2 separate regions of the Homo sapiens genome follow, and region 1 is linked to region 2. Evidence: read pairs that join two places in POLR2A ChIA-PET (ENCODE). Cell type or tissue: Panc1. All regions are shown on one strand. Links, peaks and the distances in the headings refer to the core of each region. The heading gives the core; the rest is flanking DNA.

Evidence for each region. ChIA-PET counts read pairs that join two places held together with the same protein. Peaks named below come from ENCODE experiments on the same cell type or tissue, not always from the same donor. Only the 100,000 strongest peaks of a DNase experiment are listed, where the experiment ranks them.
Region 1: POLR2A ChIA-PET joins it to region 2 with 11 read pairs; 8 of 35 experiments call an interaction of 5 or more read pairs at or near these places.

The regions. Positions count from the first base shown.
Region 1 is chr22:38,849,981-38,859,477 of GRCh38, forward strand. No RefSeq gene overlaps it. Among named protein-coding and RNA genes, the nearest start is that of NPTXR, 11 kb to the left of the region's middle. In Panc1, for the core only: no CTCF peak of the experiment used is centred there; no DNase peak of the experiment used is centred there.
Region 2 is chr22:39,299,083-39,310,134 of GRCh38, forward strand. No RefSeq gene overlaps it. Among named protein-coding and RNA genes, the nearest start is that of SNORD83B, 9.3 kb to the right of the region's middle. RefSeq lists an enhancer at 9,492-10,691 and a silencer at 11,011-11,052. In Panc1, for the core only: CTCF peaks have their summits at 7,815 (motif pointing left) and 8,026; no DNase peak of the experiment used is centred there; H3K4me3 peaks cover 96 bases; H3K27ac peaks cover 3,098 bases.

The sequences.
Region 1 (9,497 bases), core at 1,498-9,497, 450 kb before region 2:
AGCAAGGACATCTGTTCCCGCACAGGCTCAGGAGGGGCCGAGAACCAAGGAGGAAACGTGTGTCCACCTTGTGGGGGGCCCTTGGAGTTGGCTGGAAAGTGCGTGCCTGAGTCCAGGCCCAGTAAAGAAAGACCAGAAGGAGTGGCCGGCCAAGGATGCTGTAGGGGCGGGGTGGGGGTGCCCTCACTGTCTCAAGGGCCTCCTGCAGCCCCTGTTTGCTGGCCTATTCCTCCTGCCACTTCTTACTGTACTGGGCTCTCACCTTGGCAGCCCTGGAACTCTACAGTATAATCTTTCCATGTCACAGATGAGAAAATCAAAGCTCAGAGACATTCGGTCATTTGTCCTGAAGCCCCTGGTCTGTGGGGGTACCACTGGCATTTGAACCCGAAGTTGTCAGACTCAGGTTCCCCAGCTCACATTCTGACACTGCCCTTCAAAGGGTGTGTGGACTGGCCCCTGCTGGGTGAGGAGGCAGCCAAGTCCGTCCTGGGAAGCCCCCTCCTCCCCGTACTCTCCCCCTCCACCTCTGGAGTGTGTCTCAAAACTGCCACCATGGCCCCCTCCTTGGCTCACCAGTGGTCCCAGCACCAGTTTCTGTTGCACTGTCTGTAACTTGTGTTTCCCCAATGAGGCTGTGGACTCCTCAAGGCCTCAAACCTTATGTTCTTCATATGTGGGTCACTGGCACCCAGGGCATGTCCAGGGTACATTTGATTCCTCCTGCCCAATGGACCCTAAGGAATGGTGGCCACCTCTGCAGCTCCTCTAGGAAAGGCATTTTCAGGTGGCTCCCAGGGTTCTACAGCCACTGCACTTGGAGACAGGGAAGCTGAGTCCTAGGGCTCGGGGAAACTTCCTTTCCTCATCTGTAAAATGGGTATGCATAAACCTAACCTGCCTATGGTGAGGTAGGGGCACCTGAGATCTCACCTGGGTGGCCATTCGTGTGTGTCCAGCGAGGAATCAAGGGTGCCTGGTAGCTCCTCCTCAAATACCATCTGTCTCCTGATCTAGCTCAAGTACCCAAGGTGAGCCCTAGAAGTGGGGGGCAGGTGGAGAGATTCCACAGGTTGGAAGAAGGGACTACACATGAAGCCAGGGTGGGGTGGGCAGCGCTGCCAGCTGGGCCCCTCCCTGCTCCTGCCCGTCGAGCTTGCCAGCCCGCAGGCCCACCTTGGGCTGGGTCCAGGCTTGGTTCTTTCTCTTCTCTGAGGTTTGCCTGCCACCAGCACTAGCCACAGCCACTTAAGAAGACACCTCCCTCTCCAGCCTCCCACCACACACGAGGCTCCCTAGCTACTCAGCCTTGAAGGGGTGAGGGACCAGGAGCATTTTTTTTTTTCTCAGCTCCTTTGCAACACTACACTTTGGCATGGGTACTTGGTCTCCATTGTCCTCAGCTTTGGGGGTCTGGGCTGCAGGGGGGCAGCAGGGCTGGAGAGGAAGGAACGGATCCGAGTGACATTTCCACTAAGGGGTCAGTTAGTCACAAACGCTGATGGCTGGCTGGAAAGGAATGAGTCAAACACAAGGCCTGGGGTTCAGGCCCCATCAGGGAAGCAGATGAGTCAGGCAGCCTGTTGGGGGGTGCACTTTGCAGTCGGGAGATTGGTTTTAAACGTGGAGTTTGAGGGCATTGCATCAAGGTGGAGTGGAGTAATTGAAATATGGACTTTGAAGTCAAGGAGTTGGATTTTAATCCCAGCTGCACAACTTACTAATAGAGTCACCTGGAGCAAATGACTCAGCCACTCTCTCCGGCTTCCTTGGCTGCACCACGGGAGGATTTATGCAAGAGTGAAATGCGAGTGTGCAGCTCAGAGCCTGGCTCGTGTAGCGCTCAGCAGAGCTCCCTGCAATTCCAGGAGGAAGGGGGTATTACGATCCTTTCCCATTTCATAGATGGGGAAACTAAGGCACAGAACAGATACGCACATATTCCCAGGGCCCTGTACAGCCAGGCTGTCCAGCTCCAGTGACTGTGCCCTTAACCACGGTGCCATGCACAGAACGGTGTTGGCGTGGTGGTTAAGGATGATCGCATGGGGTCAAATCCTGGCTCTACCACTCCAGAATTTCTAAGCAAGTAATCACATTTCTGAACCTCAGTTCCCTTATCTGTATGTTGTGGGTACTGTGCTCTCTGGTGCTACGGTTAGAATATTTGTCCCATCCAACACTCATGTTGAAGTTTAATCCCCAGTGTGGGGGCATTGAGAAACGGGGCTCTTAAGAGATGATTGGGTCATGAGGGCTCCGCTTTCATGAATGGGTTAATCCATTCATAGATTAACGGATTAATGGGTTATCATGGGAATGGGGCTGTGGTTTTATAAGAAGTAGGAGGGAGACATGAGGTAGCACTCTCAGCCCCCTCACCCTGTGATGCCCTGTGCCACCTCGGGACTCTGTAGAGTCCCCACCAGCAAGAAGGCCCTCACCAGACACAGCCTCCTTGACCTTGAGCTTCTTAGCCTCCATAACTGTAAGAAATAAGTTCCTTTCCTTTACAAATTACGCAGTATCAGATATTCTGTTATAAGCAACAGAAAACAGACAAGGACATCTGGGTTGTGGGTATTTAATGAATTGGTTAGTGTAAAGTCCACTCTGTACGTGTTAGCTATCCTTAGAGTAATTCTGAGTTGGGAAGGATAATTAGAGGGAGCCCCCTCCCCCATTTTATAGGAGATGATACAGAGACCAGAGAGGGTGATTGACCAGGCTGAGGTCACACAGCTGGAAGAGCTGGGACTCAAGCCACTGTTTTCCTACTCACCTCAAGCTGTTACATGGGAGGAGGACATCAAGAATTGGTGAGCAGATAGCTGGGATGCCAGACTGGAAGTCAGAATTGTGGTCATATCTGGACACAGAGATCTAGAAGGTGTTTCTTCTTACTCACCATCTCCTTTAATCCAAATAAGCCTGCCAAGTAGGGGGTCCTAGTCTCCTTCCCAGCTGAGGAGCACTGAGGCCTGGAGAAGTGACCGAGAGGCTGCAAACCAGGCCGCCTGTCTCATGGACAAGGGTCTCTTTATGGTGCCTGAGTTTGAAAGGCAGGCAGGCAGGCAGATGAGCCCCCCAGAGGGAACCAGAGATGATAAGAGCAGAAGCCTTCTACAAGGGCACCACTGCACAGAGACCAAGCCGTGTGTGCCAGCAGGGACTGCCAAGGGAGCTAGCGAGTGACGATCGTTTTAATGAGTCCCCTTGGGGGACAGGGTCCACATTTGCCTTTTCCAAAGTGTGTCCTGTTTCCTTGCTCACGGCTGGGAGTATCTGAGCCTTTACCGAGAACTCCTAGGGATATCCAGATCTTCTCTGAAAGAGCCTGTTGCTGGCGCTGCAGTTTCAGGCCCTGAGGCGTGATAGGCAGGATAAGCTGGTGGGGGGCTTGTCCTTATTTCACAGGACTGAGGACCCCTGCCACCCGGCTTTGTTCTGTTTCCATCAGCCCACCCTGGCTCCGCACCGATGTTTCCCAGGCCCTTGTGTTCATAAAGGCTGATTGCTGGCGGCCGTCATTTAAATGGAGGCTCATGTCTTTGTCAAGCTCTGAGCTCACTCATCCTTTGGAAAAGACAGAAAAGACTTTGGTACCAATTTGCTCTAATGAAGGCCACATCCCTTCTAGAGGGATCAGAGGGGGACCTGTTCCCATCCAGCTTTAAGTCAGATTGGCTGTGCGCCCCCTGCGTGTCTGCTCGCTATTAGGAATGTTCACATTCATCTTTGAATCTCATTGTCCTAAAGATTTCAGAAGGTTGGGGAGGGAGCAAGATGCAGGGGAAAGAGAGCTCTGGGTTACTGTCCGGATAGATGAAGTTTTGGGTTTTAGTTATCTTTTTGCTATTGATTTTGTTTTGTTTTTCAAATTTTTAATCATAGTAAAATATGTTACAATAACAAAATTTACCATCTTAACTGCTATTGATTTTGTTTTGTTTTTCAAATTTTTAATCATAGTAAAATATGTTACAATAACAAAATTTACCATCTTAACCACTCTTTTTATTTTTTAGAGGCAGGGTCTTGCTCTGTCACCGAGGCTGGAGTGCAGTGTTACGATCATGACTCATTGCAGACTTGACCTCCCAGGGTCAAGTGATCCTCCCACCTCAGCCTCCTGAGTAGCTGGGACTACAGGCACACACCACCATGCCTAGCTGATTTTTCTATTTTTTGTAGAGATGGGGTTTCGCCATGTCGCCTAGGGTGGTCTCAGACTCCGAGCCTCAAGTGATCCACCCCTCAACCTCCCCAAGTGCTGGGATTACAGGCATGAGCTACTGCCCTCAGCTCCATCTTAACTATTTTTTTTTTAAATTTTATTTTAAGTTCTGGGATACATGTACAGAATGTGCAGGCTTGTTATATAGGTATACATGTGCCATGGTGGGTTGCTGTATCTATCAACCCCTCATCTAGGTTTTAAGCCCCGCATGCATTAGCTATGTGTCCTGATGCCTCCCTCCCCTCCACCCCTTGACGGGCCCTGGTGTGTGTTGTTCCTGTCCCTGTGTCCATGTGTTCTCATTGTTCAACTCCCACTTATAAGTAAGAACATACAGTGTTTGGCTTTCTGTTCCTGTGTTAGTTTGCTGAGGATGCTGGCTTCCAGCTTCATCCATGTCCCTGCAAAGGACATGATGTCATTCCTTTTTACGGCTGTGTTACCCATTCTTAAGTGTACAGTGGAGTGGCATTACATACATTCACATTGTTGTGTAACCATCACCACCATCCATCCCAGAAGTCTTTTTGTCTTGTAAAACTGAAATTTCAGGCCGGGCACGGTGGCTCACGCCTGTAATCCTAGCACTTTGGGAGGCCAAGGCGGGTGGATCACGAGGTCAGGAGTTCAAGACCAGCCTGGCCAACATGGTGAAACCCCGTCTCTACTAAAAATACAAAAATTAGCCAGGCGTGGTGGCGCATGCCTGTAATCCCAGCTACTCAGGAGGCTGAGGCAGGAGAATCGTTTGAACCTGGGAGGCAGAGGTTGCAGTGAGCCGAGATCACACCATTGTACTCAAGCCTGGGCGACAGAGTGAGATTCCGCCCGTCTCAAAAATAAATAAATAAGTAAATTGGCCGGGCACGGTGGCTCATGCCTATAATTCCAGCACTTTGGGAGGCCGAGGCGGGCGGATCACGAGGTCAGGAGATCAAGACCATCCTGGCTAATACGGTAGAACCCTATCTCTACTAAAAATACAAAATAATTAGCTGGGCATGGTGGTGGGTGCCTGTAGTCTCAGCTACTAGGGAGGCTGAGGCAGGAGAATGGCATGAACCTGGGAGGCGGAGCTTGCAGTGAGCCGAGACTGTGCCACGGCACTCCAGCCTGGGCGACAGAGCGAGACACCGTCTCAAAAAAAAAAAAAAAAAGTAATAATAATAATAATAATAAATTTAAAAATAAATAAATAAAACTGAAACTTCATACCCATTAAACACTAACTCCACATCCTTCCTCCTCCTAAGCTCCTGACAACCACCATTCTACTGTCTCTGTATGATTTTGGCTACTCTAAATATCTCATGTAAGTGGAATCATACAGTATATGTCTTTCTTATGACTGGCTTACTTGACTTGGCATCATAGCCTCAAGGTTTGTTCATGTTGGAGCATATGTCAGAATGCCTTTCTTTTTGTGTATGTGTATTGCCTTTCTTGTATGTGTATGTCATCTTTTGCTTCTCCATTCTTCCATTGATGGACACTTGAGTTGCTTCCACATTTAGCTATTGTGAGTAACGCTTCTATGAACATGGGTATACAAATATCTTCTCCAGACTCTGCATTCAATGCTTTTGAGTATATATCCAGGAGTGGAATTGCTGGATCACATGGCATTTTTAATTTTTTGAGGAACCGCCATACTGCAGCAGCTATTCTATTTTATATTCCTACCAACAGTGCACAAGGGTTCCAAGTTCTCCACATTCTTGCCAACATTTATTTTTTTAAATAGTAGCCATCTTAATAGGTATGAGTTGGCATCTCATTGTAGTTTTGATGTACATTTCCCTAATGGTTAGTGATGTTGAGTATCTTTTCATGTGACCTTTGACTCTTTGTATATCCTATTTGGAGAGCTGTCTATTCAAGTTCTTTGCCTATTTTGAATCAGGTTTTGGTTTTTGTTGTTGCTGTGTTTTAGCAGTTCTCTATGTGTTCCGGTATCAGTCCCTTATCAAATACATGACTGGCAAATGTTTTCTCCCATACTGTGGGTTGACTTTTTACTCTGTTAATAGTCTCTTAATGCACAAAAATTTTTAAATTTTCATGAAGTCCAACTTATCTATTTTTTTCTTAGTTGCCTGTGCCTTTGGAGTCATATCCAAGAAATCTTTGCCAAATCCAGTGTCATGAAGCTTTTGCCCTATATTTTCTTCTCAAAGTTTTTTAAAGTCTTACATTTCAGTCTTTGATTCATTTTAAGTTTTGTATATGGCATTAGGTAAGGATACAACTTCCTTCTTGTGTATGTGGATATCCAGTTTTCCCAGCACTGAAAAGACTGTCCTTTCACCATTGAATGGTTTTGGCACCCTTGTCAAAAATCATCTGACCATACATGTGAAGGTTTATGGTGGGATCTCCTTTCTATTCCTTTGGTCTATACGGCCAACTTTATGCCAGTACAACACTGTTTTTATCACTATTTGCTATTGATTTTTAATTAATTACACATGATCTGAGATGCCAATTTCTTGAAATTTATTGAGACTTGCTTTATCTCCTGCTATATGATATACATGACAATTTTAGGAAAACTTTTTTTTCTTTTTTTTTCCCTGAGACGAAGCCTCACTCTGTCTTCCAGGCTGGAGTACAGTGGCGCGATCTCGGCTCACTGCAACCTCTGCCTCCCGAGTTCAAGTGATTCTCCTGCCTCATCCTCCCGAGTAGCTGGGATTACAGGCATGTGCCACCATGCCTGGCTAATTTTTGTATTTTTAGTAGAGATGGGGTTTCATCATGTTGGCCAGGCTGGTCTCGAACTCCTGACCTCAGGTGATCTGCCCACCTTGGCCTCCCGAAGTGCTGGGATTACAGGCATGAGCCATTGTGCCTGGCAGTTTTAGGACATCTTCAATGCATGTTTGAAAATAACGTGTTGGGTGCAGGATTCTGTATGTACTGTTGGTTGTTTTGCTATTTGTCTTTGTGGCTTGCGTGTTTTTGTAATTTTGGATAGTGAGCTCACATTTACAATGGTTTTATCTGTGAGAATCCTGTGTGGCCTTTACTGTGGGTAGGGCTATCCACAGAGGCTTGCATTTGCTACTAGTAGCCACATGTCTGTGGTGTAACTCGCCCCAGGTTTTTTTCTTATATTAATTTCTATACTTGGGAGTCCTGGGACCATATGGGTAATACAAATTCAAACCTCAAATGTGTGTTAGTGAAGGTCTAGAGTTAAAATTTCTCAAGAGATCATTCTTTTCAAATTTTTTCCAGCCGAGCCAGAAATGAGACTACAACTTTTTTGTCTTTTCCCTTTGTGAAAGGGTGATTTTTCCCCACCATTTGCTTTTTTCATTGAGGATATGGGTCCAGTTTTATTCTGGTTCCAAATTTCTGCTGGCAAGGGTCCCAGGCCTTGTCTCCTATCCCTCCCTCCACAGGTATAAAATCCAAGCTCCTTTGGTTACCAACATTAGCAAAAGCCACCACCTCCCACGCCCATCTCCTGCCTCCCTTTGCCACCCATAGGCCCACCCTGTAGGACAGCCAAAGAATAAACACCTGCTTGTCACTGTGATTTTTGGCTTTTCTCTTTGTTTTTGGTCCCTGGGGATTTTTTTTTTTTTTTTAATCTCGGAAACTCAGTTGGGTATTTGAAAGAATGTTTATGTTTTACCCAGTCTTTAAGTATAGACAGAAGGTTAGCAGGACAGAAGGTTCTATCTTTTCATGCCTCAGACCTGGGTTCCATTCTCTCTGCCTCTGAGTGATTTTGCAGAGCATCCCCACCCTACAACTCTCAGGCCTCGCCTTGCACCTATCCAATGGGGTTAATCATTCCCCAGCCTCACCTCATGGGGGCTGCTCATGGAGATAAAAGGTATGAGATTGATGGGGTAGAGGCGGGCGGCAAGGGGCTGGACATTAACCCCTGGAATTTCCAGTGGCTTCCAGAGCTAAGCACCTATGTCCGTGGTGGTGCTTCCAGGATGGCTGGTGACCAGTCATCTCAGAGATGAGGTGCACTAAGGGACAAAGACCCTTCAGCAGATTTGTCCAGCAGTGCCTGGGTGGGCAGGAGCTCGCTCTGAGCCTCAAATCCATAGATGAAAATCCCTCCAGGACCCTATGGCTGATTTACTCCCAATGTGTCCCTGGAAGCTGTGTCCTCCACCAGGTTCTCCACCTGAGAAGAATGCACTCACTCACTCCTCTGCCTATACCACATACCCAGGTGCTTCTTCGAAAAGGCTTTTATACAAGCTCTCAAAGGCAGTCCCTCACCAAATTCTAAATATTCCAAACATCCCATCCACTCTGGCCACTTTCTGTTGTCCCCACTGCCTCAGGCCTCATTATCCTCGCCAGGGTCATTTCGAGTCTCGCCCTGGAGTGGCCTCTGTCCCTCCTGGGACTCCCTCCTGAGCTCACAGCTTCCCTGGCTGATGCTCAGCGCGTGTGGATGTCTGGAGGCCAGGACGGGGCCTCCCCCTGCTGCTTCCTTTGTGACCCCACCGCTGTGGATCAGGTGTCCTTGTGCTCGGCCTCTGCAGGCCACCAGGCCTTTTTGAAGTCTGTCCTCCCAGAAGCCAGCAGCCTGAACAAAGAGGGCACAGAATCAGCTCGCAGACCTGTTAGCTGGCTTGGGGGGGGGCTGGGCAATTTGATGTGGCCTCTGTCACCTCCCTATTCACTCCAGGCATGGCTTGACATGGACCAAAAAATTTCAACTTTTAGCTTTTAAAAAGCAACCAAGGGCTGGGCATGGTAGTTCATGCCTGTAATCCCAGCACTTTGGGAGGCTAAGGCAGGTGGATCACGAGGTCAGGAGTTCAAGACCAGCCTGGCCAACATGGTGAAACCCCGTCTCTACTAAAAATACAAAAATTAGCTGGGCGTGGTGGCATGTGTCTGTAATCCCAGCTCCTCGGGAGACTGAGGCAGGAGAATTGCTTGAACCCAGACCCAGGAGGCGGAGGTTTCAGTGAGCCAAGGTTGCACCCCTGCACTCCAGCCTGGACTACAGAGCAAGACTCTGTCACAAACAAACAAACGTAACCAGGTAATTTTGCAAAAATAGTCATCCACATCCCATCCCATCCCCCTACTCCTTGGCTTGCCCCACCCCTGAGCTTCATCCCACCGCTGACCCTTAACCCTGGGAGGAGGCCCAGGAATAGGACAAGGAAGGGGTGGGGGCCAGGCAGGCACCCCCCTCTCTAAGCCGAGTCAGCTCGCTCTCGGGCAATTGCTTGGTATTGCCCAGTCCTCTTCACAAACTGTTCAGTTC
Region 2 (11,052 bases), core at 1,540-9,539:
GCACCCGCCACCACGCCGGGCTAATTCTTTGTATTTTTAGTAGACACAGGGTTTCACCATGTTGGCCAGGCTGGTCTCGAACTCCTGACCTCAGGTGATCCATCCGCCTCGGCCTCCCAAAGTGCTGGGTTTACAGGCGTGAGCCACCGCGCCCGGCCTCTGGCCCTGTTTTCTAAGTGTTTGGTATGAGTGTCTCACCTTCCTGACCTGGGCTGTGATGGTGCCTCCCCATCAGCCTGGAACCAGATGGAAACCATGAGCTGAGGCCTCCGAGCCCCTGCTCAAAAACCTCCCATGGCTCTGCACGGCTCCAGGACAAAGTCCAATGCAGCCTGGCACTTGGGGGAGGTGGAACATGTGGCTGCACTCCAGCCCCATCCCTTGGTCCCACTGGGCATGGGTATCCCCGAGTTTCTCGCAGCCCTCACCCATCCATCTCTCCCCCTGCAGGCTTGACCCTTGCTGCCCTGTCCCTGTGGCCACTTTCTCTTCTTCCTCTTTCCTGGCCTGTTCAGCCTCCCCTGAGACCGCCTTCCTCCGGGCTCCCTGCCTGGGGTGGGACCCCTCCCCAGCTTGCCTCCCCAGCTTGCCTCCCCAGCCCTCACACCACTGCACAGCACTGGCGGCCTCTCCCTCTGCCTGGCGCCCCCTCCCTGAGGCTGGCCTGGGTCTCGCTCACACTGGATCTTAGACTGACGCCCGTGGTGAATGTGAGCTGACGGCCAAATGTGGGTCTCAGCCGCTCACACGCCTTCATTCATCAAATCCTGGCAACAACAGGAGGTGGCCTGTTAATTAAAATTAGCCAAGCATGGCGGCAGGAGCCTCAGCATGTCCATTTCTCAGATGATGAGACTGAGGCACAGTGTGGTTAAATCACTTCCTCAAGGTCACGCAGGAAGTGGTGCAGCTGGGAATGGAACCCTGAAAGTCCGCTCCAGAGTTTACACGCATCCTGTCCTCTTAGGTCACTCTGCCCCAGGGGAAAAGGACAGAAGCACCCAGCCCCACAGCTCTGCGGAACCAGAACCCCTGTCTGGAGCCCCTGGGCCAGAGACCACCTAGCTCTGCCCCCTGAGGCTCTGAGAGGTCCCTGGTTCCAGAATCCACTGCCCCCCACCCCACAATATACACTCACACAGACAGACATGCAGACACACAAGTCACACACAGACCCAGACACATGCCCTGGGCTCCGGACCGGCTGCAGGAAGCACGCAGCTGCCCGAGCCTTTTTCACTTCAGCTTTTCCTAAATTTGCTTTGAGGAAGTTGCTGCACCTTGGAGTTCTCCCCGGTCTCTCACGCGCTCCAGACCACATCTCCCCCGCCCTCCCTTCTCTGGAAGCCTGGAGAACAGAGACCCAAATAAAGGGCCCTGCCCTAGTGGGACTCGGGGAGACACGCAGTGACCATGACACAGAAGTGCATCCTGCTGCCGGTGGCAGGCGACAGTGCCTGGAACAGAGGAGGCAGAGTGGGGTGCGGGGTCAGGAGCCCTGGGGCAGCAAGGTTGCAGCTGAGAAAGTGGCCTCTGCAAATTTCCAGGGACGAGCATTCCAAGAATCGGGGAGAGCCAGTGCAAAGGCGCCCGAGGCGGTGGCCAGCCTGCTGCATTGCAGGAACAGAGAGGAGACCTGTGTGGCCATGAGGCCTGGGAGGAGCGGGTCCTGGGCACTGTGGTGGCCTGAGCTCTCACTCTGCATCCAGCAGAGCTATGGAGGGTGTGCAGCAGAGGCAGGGTGCAATCTGACAGGGGTTTGTTTGACTCTGGCCGCCGGGTAAAGGATAGATGTGAGCATCAAGAACAGAAGTGGGGCTGGGCACGGTGGCTCACGCCTGTAATCCCAGCACTTTGGAAGGCTGAGGCAGGTGGATCATTTGAGGTCAGTAGTTCGAGACCAGCCTGGCCAACATGGTGAAATGCCATCTCTACTAAAAATACAACAACAACAAAAAATTAGCCAAGTGTGGTGGCAGGAGCCTGTAATCGCAGCTACTCCAGAGGCTGAGGCAGGAGAATCACTCGAACCCGGGAGACTGAGGTTGCAGTGAGCCAAGATTGTGCCACTGCACTCCAGCCTGGGCAACAGAGGGAGACACCATCTCAAAAAAAAAAAAAAATAGAACAGAAGCAGGAAACCAGGCAGGAGGCCAGAGGGGATTGGGTGCTGCTGTTCCACCAGGGCCATGCAGCCCTGACCATCTGGGTGACCCTGGGCAAGTCACCTCATTCATTCTTAGTTTATGCGTGCGTGCCTTCAGGCAATGGGTCTTTCAACAAACGTTCATTGAACTCCTACGATGTGCTCAGCACTGTGCTGGGTGCAGAGGGTACAAAAAAGGCAAGACAGACACAACCCGGGACCCAAGGAGGTCCCCGCTTGGCTGGGAAGATGGACGTGGAGCACAAAGTGGGGAGGGAGAAGCAGAGAGTGCAAAAGAGCAAACATCAGGCAACCCCGATGCAGGTGGGGGTCAGGGAAGGCTTCCAGGAGGAGGTGACATTGGAGCCAAGCCCGGAAGGGCAAGTTGGGGTTCCCACCACAGACAAGAGGGAATGGCATTCTGGGCAGGAAGAATGGCCACACAGGAGCTCTGAGCATTGGCCTCCTGCTTCCCCAAGGGGCTTCCTCTCCTCTACCTCCCCAGGTAGACGAGCCCAGAGGAGCCTGGCTGTGGAGCCCAGTTTCTTCTCCTGTGAAACGGGGGTGACCTTTGTGCCTGCCGCCCCCTTCCTCAGGTGTGAGGAGCAAATGGACCATGCACGACAAGAGCAGGTGCAATGCCTGGCTCATGGGGCACAACGAGCCATGAGATCCACTTCCCACGCCCACCCACCCATCCAGGATGGAGAAGTGAGTACCCTGGGATGAGGTCCAATGGAAGATCTCAGGGAAGGCCTCCCACAGCCCACCCGCAAATATCTCCCTAACTCACTGCCTGCGTGCCTGAAGTCTCTCTCACAAACTCATTCCGAGGTAGGAGGTCGGACTTGACTCCAGAGGCACAGCTCAGACACTGGACCAAATTGAGGACTAGCTAAAACAGGTCGGTGAAGCACCTCCCCCTAAGACACGCCCACCAGTGTGCCATATCAGTTTACCATTGCCATGGCAACTCCCTGAAATTGCCAACCTCTTCTATAGCATTGACCTAACAACCCAGAAGTTGCCCCCTTGTCCTGTAAATTTCTGCATAACCCGCCCCTTCATTTGCATATAATTAAAGTAGGTATAAATATGAGGGCAACCCTGCTTCTGAGCTGCTGGTCTGGGCCCACTGCCTATGGGGTACCCCTGCTCCAGGAAGAGCGAGACCTCTGCTGCTACTGTACACTGTCACTTCAGTGAAAGGTGCTGTTTAACACCATCTGCTCGCCCTTGAATTCTTTCCTGGGAGAAGCCAAGAACCCTCCAAGGCTAAGCCCTAATTTGGCCAGCCCTTTCTTGTCCTGCATCAATCAATTCCTTGGCATCATGAATGCCCACCCTTCCTGTTCAGGTTAACCCTGGCAGGGCATTGCTCAGCCTTCACAGCTCAGCTCAAGCCCCCTCTTTCAGGAAGCCTTCCCTGATTGCTAGAGCCCACAGCATCTCTCTGTCAGTCTTTTCACTCTGTACTTCCTTTGAGCTTTGGAGTCCCAGCCTCACAGCTGAAAGGGCTCTGAGAAATTGTGCAACCCTGCCCTCCCTCAGCCTGAGCCCCCATGCCACAGACAAGGAAACTGAGGCCCAGACAGGCCTCACCAAGCCTGCACCATGAGTTCTCAGGAGAGCTGGCACAGGAGGCCACCCCAGTGCCCATCCCGGTCACTGTCCACTATGCCATGCAGCCAATGCAGACTGGGTTTGCCATTCATTATTTATTTATTTATTTATTTATTTATTGTATTATTATTATTATTATTTTGAAACACAGTATCACTCTGTCGCCCAGACTGGAGTGCAGTAATGCGATCTCAGCTCACTGCAACCTCCACCTCCCGGGTTCAAGCGATTCTCCTGCCTCAGCCTCCTGAGTAGCTGGGATTACAGGCACCCACCACCAGGCCCCGCTAATTTTTGTATTTTTAGTAGAAACGGGGTTTCGCCATGTGGGCCAGGCTGGTCTCAAACTCCTGACCTCAGGTGATCCACCTGCCTCAGTCTCCCAAAGTGCTGGGATTACAGACGTGAGCCGCTGCGCCTGGCCCCATTTGCATGTTTTTAATAAATTATAAAATCCTTCACACATGCCGAAAGAAGGGAACAGCTATCTCTCTGCAACATGGGAATTTCTCTGCAACTTGCCCTTTTTGCTCTGCACTGAGAGGTCCCTCCGTGAGGGGCGTCTGTGACTCCAGCTCCACCTGCACTGCCACGTGACGCTCCCAGGCCGAGGAGACAACGCTGTGCATGATGGCCTCAGGGCCAGTGGACTTTTGGATGGTTTCCAGGCTCATGCTATTGATCAGGTTTTTAAAGATCAAAGTGTAGTGGCCAGTTGTGGTGGCGTCCGTCCGTAATCCCAGCACTTTGGAAGGCCGAGGCTGGAGAATTGCTTGAGCCCAGGAGTTCAAAACCAGCCTGGGTGACATAGTGAGGCCCTGTCTCTACAAAATAATTTTTTTTAAATTAGCCAGGCATAGAGCTGGGCACAGTGGCTCACGCCTGTAATCTCAGAACTTTGGGAGGCTGAGGCGGGCTGATCACGAGGTCAGGAGTTGGAGACCAGCCTGGCCAATATAGTCAAACCCGTCTCTACTAAAAATACAAAAATTAGCTGGGCGTGGTGGCACACGCCTGTAGTCCCAGCTACTCAAGAAGCTGAGGCAGAAGAAATGCTTGAACCCAGGAGGCAGAGGTTGCAGTGAGCTGAGATTGCACCACTGCACTCCAGCCTGGGCAACAGAGCAAGACTCCGTCTAAAAAAACAAATTTGCCAGGCGTGGTGGCATGCACCTGTAGTCCCAGCTACTTGGGAGGCTGGGGCAGGAGGATCACTTGTGCCAGAAGGTCGAGGCTGTGATGAGCCAGGATGGCATCACTGCACTCCAGCCTGGGCAACAGAATAAGACTCCGTCTCAAAAATAAAAAATAAAAAAAGGTCAAAGTCTGCCAACTCCTGAATTCAAGGCCTCGTGTAAAACAAGCTCACCCAAACAGGGGTTTCATAGGAGCGGCTGGTAGGCGCTTCATTCGTCCCTCTGTCCCAGTCTCTTCCACCTCCCAGTTCTTCACTGAGCACCTACTGTGTGCTGGACCCTGCTGGCTGCCAGGCCTGCAGAGGTAACCCTGAGACAGAGGCTGGGGAGGGCCATGGTGGGAGGGCAGCAGCTTTGCAGCTCCAGCCTGTTGCCGCCAGATCACCCTATTGCCTAAAGAAGCTGGAAATGTGAGTTCTGCGTGAAAGCAAAGGTCAGTACCCTTTAATTTTCTTTTGCAACTCTGAGGACCAAACAAAGCATAACTGCGAGCTGGGCTGGCCCTTGAGCTGCCAATTGCCAGCCCAGGCAGCTCTTTTCCACGCACCACACCAGGATTGTAGACAGGGACACCGAGGCACAGGTGGAAGGGCGACTCTGGTGGTCTCGCACGGCTGAGGCACAGCAGCCTGGGATGAGCTGGCAGGCTGCAGCCGCCTAGTGAAGAGCCTTGAATGCCTGTTGGTGCCTAATAAAGGTTGGTAACGGTGACATATGAATACAATTGACCCTCAAGGCTGGGCGCAGTGGCTCACTCCTGCCATCTGAGCACTTTGGGAGGCCAAGGTGGGTGGATCACCTGAGGTCAGGAGTTTGAGACCAGCCTGGCCAACATGGTGAAACACCAACTCTACTAAAAATACTAAAATTAGCTGGGCGTGGTGGTCTGTGCCTGTAATCCCAACTACTCGGGAGGGTAAGGCAGGAGAATCTCTTGAACCTGGGAGGCAGAGGTTGCAGTGAGCCGAGATTACACCACTGCACTCCAGCCTGGGCGACAGAGCAAAAACCTGGATCAAGAAAAAAAAAATACAGCTGACCCTCGAACAACACGGATTTGGACTTGGAGTTTCCACTTCTTTTTTTTTTTTTTTTTTTGAGATGGAGTCTCACTCTTGTCCCCCAGGCTGGAGTGCAATGGCGCGATCTCGGCTCACTGCAACCTCCACCTCTTGGGTTCAAGCGATTCTCATGCCTCAGCCTCCTGAGTAGCTGGGATAACAGGCGCGCGCCACCATGCCCAGCTAATTTTTATATTTTTAGTAGAGACGGGGTTTCACCATGTTGGCCAGGCTGGTCTCGAACTCCTGACCTCAGACGGTCCGCCTGCCTTGGCCTCCCAAAGTGCTGAGATTACAGGCATGAGCCACTATGCCCAGCCAGATTATCTTAATAACATTTTCTTTTCTCTACCTTACTTTATTATAAGACTATAGTATATAATACACGTAACACACAAAATATGTGTTAATCAACTGTTTTCACAGTCAACAGTAAGTTATTGGTAGTTAAGGCCGGGTGCAGCGTCGCATGCCTGTAATCCCAGCACTTTGGGAGGCTGAGGCGGGCGGATCACTTGAGGTCAGGAGTTTGAGACCAGTCTGGCCAACATGGTGAAACCCTGTCTCTACTAAAAATACAAAATTAGCCGGGTGTGGTGGCAGGCACCTGTAGTCCCAGCTACTCGGGAGGCTGAGGAAGGAGGATCTCTTGAACCCAGGAGGCAGAGGTTGCAGTGAGCCGAGATGGTGCCACTACACTCCACCCTGGGCGACGGAGCGAGACTCCGTCTCAAAAAAAAAAAAAGTTACTGAGTGTTAAAATTTTTTTTTTTTTTTTGAGACAGAGTCTCGCTCCATCGCCCAGGCTGGAGTGCAGTGGCGTGATCTCGGCTCACTGCAAGCTCCACCTCCTGGGTTCAGGCCATTCTCCTGCCTCAGCCTCCCAAGTAGCTGGGACTACAGGCACGCACCACCACACCCAACTAATTTTTTTGTATTTTTTTAGTATAGACAGGGTTTTACTGTGTTAGCCAGGATGGTCTCAATCTCCTGACCTCGTGATCCACCCACCTCGGCCTCTCAAAGTGCTGGGATTATAGGCATGAGCCACCGAGCCCGGCCAGTAGTTAAGTTTTAGGGGAGTCAAAAGTTACACCTGGATTTTTTACTGCATGGGGGGTTACTGCCTCGATCCCCACATTGTTCACAGGTCAGCTGTAAATGAATGTGCAATGTGGAGCCAGGGAAGCTGCTGAGGCGGGAGGTCCTGCCTCTGATTAAATGTATATGAGAAACGCTGGGAATAGTGGTTCCCAGGAAGCAAGAGGGAAGCACTGGGCATTGGGCTGGATCTTGTGTCTGTCACTCCAGATCCTCAAGCCGCCCTTTCACCCACTTCTCTGTGCCCCAGGATGCTGACTTCTGGGGACTATATCAACTAAACTCCCTTGCCACTTCCAGCTGGGTTCAGCCATTGGTGTCACCAGCAGAACAGAAGGTTGGGGTCAGTGCTGTGCTGGTAAATGTCTAACAAGCAGCTCCCTGGAGGAATGGCCCTGATCTCTAGTGTCTGCCTGTTTCCCTGATGTAAATATTCCTGCTGCGGGTGGAGATGGTGTCACAGATGGATGGGGGATGACATGGTGTCTTCATCATAGGCTCTGGTGTTGCCAAGCCAGTGTGTCCATAGGCCCTGGGCCATGGGGGAAGATGGCGTGGCGTGTCAATGTCCAGGTGTGTTCCCAGCTGCTGGCATGAGGATGAGCTGGGGCTTTCACACCAGCTGGTCCTCCTCTGTGCTTGGATCCCCATCTATCAAGTGGGGGTGACAGGCAGCTCCTTGCTGCCCCCTGTTGAGGGGTTTCTGTGCAGTAAGGCACACAGTCCTGCCTGGCCCAGTGCCTGGGGCCCGTGAGTCTTCAGTAACAGCGGCCATGGTGGTGACCATCGCCTGGGTCCCTGCTTATGCCCCGGGCTGGCTGACCAGGCTCAAGGATGGCCTGGGGTGGAGGTCTGCTGGAGAAGCCCACTGGGGAGGAGACAGCGGCCAGTAGGATGGGGAAGTTGGCGAGGCAGCTATCTTTAGTGCCTTCCCTCACAGCCGTTTTCCTCTGCCGGGCTAAGCAGGACTCTGGTGGGGACCGGGTGGGGAGGGGTCACTTCTCCATAGTCACATGAAGCCCAGTGACCTGAAGACCAGCTGTGCAGGCTCAGGGCCCAGCAAGGGTGGGGCTGGCTGTGGTACCGGGCTCCAGGAGACCTCATCCGTAAAGAAGCAGGGGCCCACTGTAGGAGCCTGGGAGAGGGTAGGGGGCCAAGGAGCATTGGGGGTCGCAGTGGCTGCTGGGAAACAGTGTCCCTCCAGTCCTCACCCAGAGCTTTCGCAGCCCTCCTGCACCAGGACAGCGTGGTGTGATGGTTGTGCGCTCGTGTCTGGAGCCTGGATTTTATATCCCCGCCTCGCCACTCCAAGAGTCTGACCTCGGAGACTGTGACTTAACCTTGCTGAGCCTCAATTTCCTCCCTGTGAAAACAGAAGTGATGCCGGGGCTCAGTGGCTCACACCTGTAATCCCAGCACTTTGGGAGGCCGAGGCAGGTGGATCACCTGAGGTCAGGAGTTCAAGACCAGCCTGGCCAACATGGTGAAACCCCATCTCTACTAAAAATACAAAAATCAGCCAGGCGTGGTGGCGTGCCTATAATCCCAGCTACTCAGGAGGCTGAGGCACAAGAATCGCTTGAACTCGGGAGGTGGAGGTTGCAGTGAGCTGAGATCGCGCCACTGCACTCCATCCTGGATAACAGAGTGAGACTCTGTCTCAAAAATAAGTAAATAAATAAATAAGGTAACTCTGGGCTGGGCGAGGTAGCTGAACGCTTTTAATCCCAGCACTTTCTGAGGCTGAGGGGGGAGGATTGTTTAAGCCTAGGAGTTCGAGACCAGCCTGGGCAACATGACAAGACCCACTCTCTACAAAAAATACAAATATTAGGCCGGGCGCGGTGGCTCATGCCTGTAATCCCAGCACTTTGGGAGGCCGAGACAGGTGGATCACGAGGTCAGGAGATCGAGACCATCCTGGCTAACACGATGAAACCCTGTCTCTACTAAAAAATAAAAAAAAATTAGCCGGGCGTGGTGGCGGGTGCCTATAGTCCCAGCTACTCGGGAGGCTGAGGTGGGAGGATTGCTCGAGCCTGGGAGGTCAAGGCTGCAGTGAGCCGTGATCGCACCACCGCACTCCAGCCCTAGGCGACACAGTGAGACCCTGTCTCAAAAAATAAAAATAAGGTAACTCTGAAAAGAGTTGAGTACAAACCTTGGCACACCGTAGGTGCTCAACAAATGAGCCCTCTCCTTCACCCTTGAGGCAGCATTCATTGGCTTTACCGACCCCTGGTAGCCTAGAGTGAGGGTGAAGAGATGCCTGGGCTCACGTCCCAACCCCACCAATCATACAGCATCCCTGGGCAAGTTATTCATCCACAAGCCCCAGTTTCTTACTGTAAAATGTGATCATAACAGAACCTGCCTCAAGGAGTGAGCCTGATGACTTTTTCTCTGTGTGAAATGCTCAGTGCCTAATACAGAGCAAGATGCTCACAATGATTGCCGCCTGCTGTCCCGCGCACTGCCTTGACCTGTGAGTGCTGCTGATTGTGGGTGAGCGGCTGGTGAGGTTGGGCTCTGGATGGTTCCTGGATGCTCCCTTCCTCCCTCACTCTCAGGCCCGTGGAGTTACCGCAGCGCCCCCATTATCTGTGGTTTCACTTTCCTTAGTTGCAGTTTCCAGCAGTCAGCCACAGCCTGAAAATATTAAAGAGAAAATTTCAGAAATAATTCATAATTTGACATTGCATGCCATTCTGAGCAGGGTGATGAAATCATGCAGCGATGATCGTGACTCATTCCTCTGTCCAGCGTCTCCGCGCTGCAGGCGTTCCCGCCCGTGAGTCACTTTGTAGCCCTCTTGGTGATCAGAGAGAAAAAGCCTAATCCACAGAGGGTTCCGTACTATCCGCGGTTTCAGGAATCCACGGGGGGTGTCGGAGGGTAGGGGCTACTGTAATTTCCTGCCTCCCGTGAGGTTTGCATCAGGCAGTCTCCTGTCGGTGGCCTGGCCCGGGCTCCTGAGACTGCTCCTGAAAGGGAAAGGGACTTTGGGCTCCTGGGAACTGCCCAGGAGGCAGGGCAGAGGGACCCCCAGAAGTTGCAGCAAGTAGCTGCATTATCAGCTACGAGGTTGAGAACCAAGGGGAGGAAGGTGAGCTGCCAGCTGCATGGGGCTACATCTGGGTGGGGGGACAGAGACAGAGCAGCACAGCCCCTGCCAGCAAGGCTGTCAACGAAGATCTAGGCAGAGAGCAATTTGGGGTGAGCCCACAAGGTGGCGGCCAGCCACTCACCCCTCTACACCCCGTGGCCATCCCCAGGTGAGCTGAGCGAAGTCCCTGGCTCCGTCACACCTTTTAAGGCAAAGGCAGCTCCCGCCACCACCTCCCTGTTCCCACTTGCTCAGAAATTCCCAGCAGGTATTTTTTCTTTTTTTCAGGAGGAATGGAATGGGACTTCTTGTTCTGTCACCGCAGGATTCCGGCGAGGCCTGTCTAGGGGTTCTGGTGAGAGAAAAGCGTGACAGGAAGCGCATGCCAGCAGGCACTTGGAGATGTACCCTTGGTGACATGCACAGGCACGGCAGCCGCCCCACCCACCACAGGCCTCCGCTCGGGACAGCGGGGCACACGCACAATACAGACGAGGCCCAGAGATGCAGAGACCCCCAACAAACCTTCTCCATGCTAGGGAGACAGGAGATCCAGCTGGGAATGAGCCCATATCATGAAGCCCCTCCCTCAGGAGCTCATACCGGAGCCCAGGAGCCTTGTCCCACCCCAGGGCCTTCGCACTCACCATTCCCTGGCGGGAGTGAGTGTTCCAGCACAGGGCTCCACAGGCAGGACCCTTGATACCTTTCAAATCTCAGAGAGGCCTCCCCGACCCCACCCACATGACTCCATCCCAGTGACCTGTTTTATTTCCTCACAGCCGTCTTCACTTCTAAACTGCCTTTTTTCTTGACAGG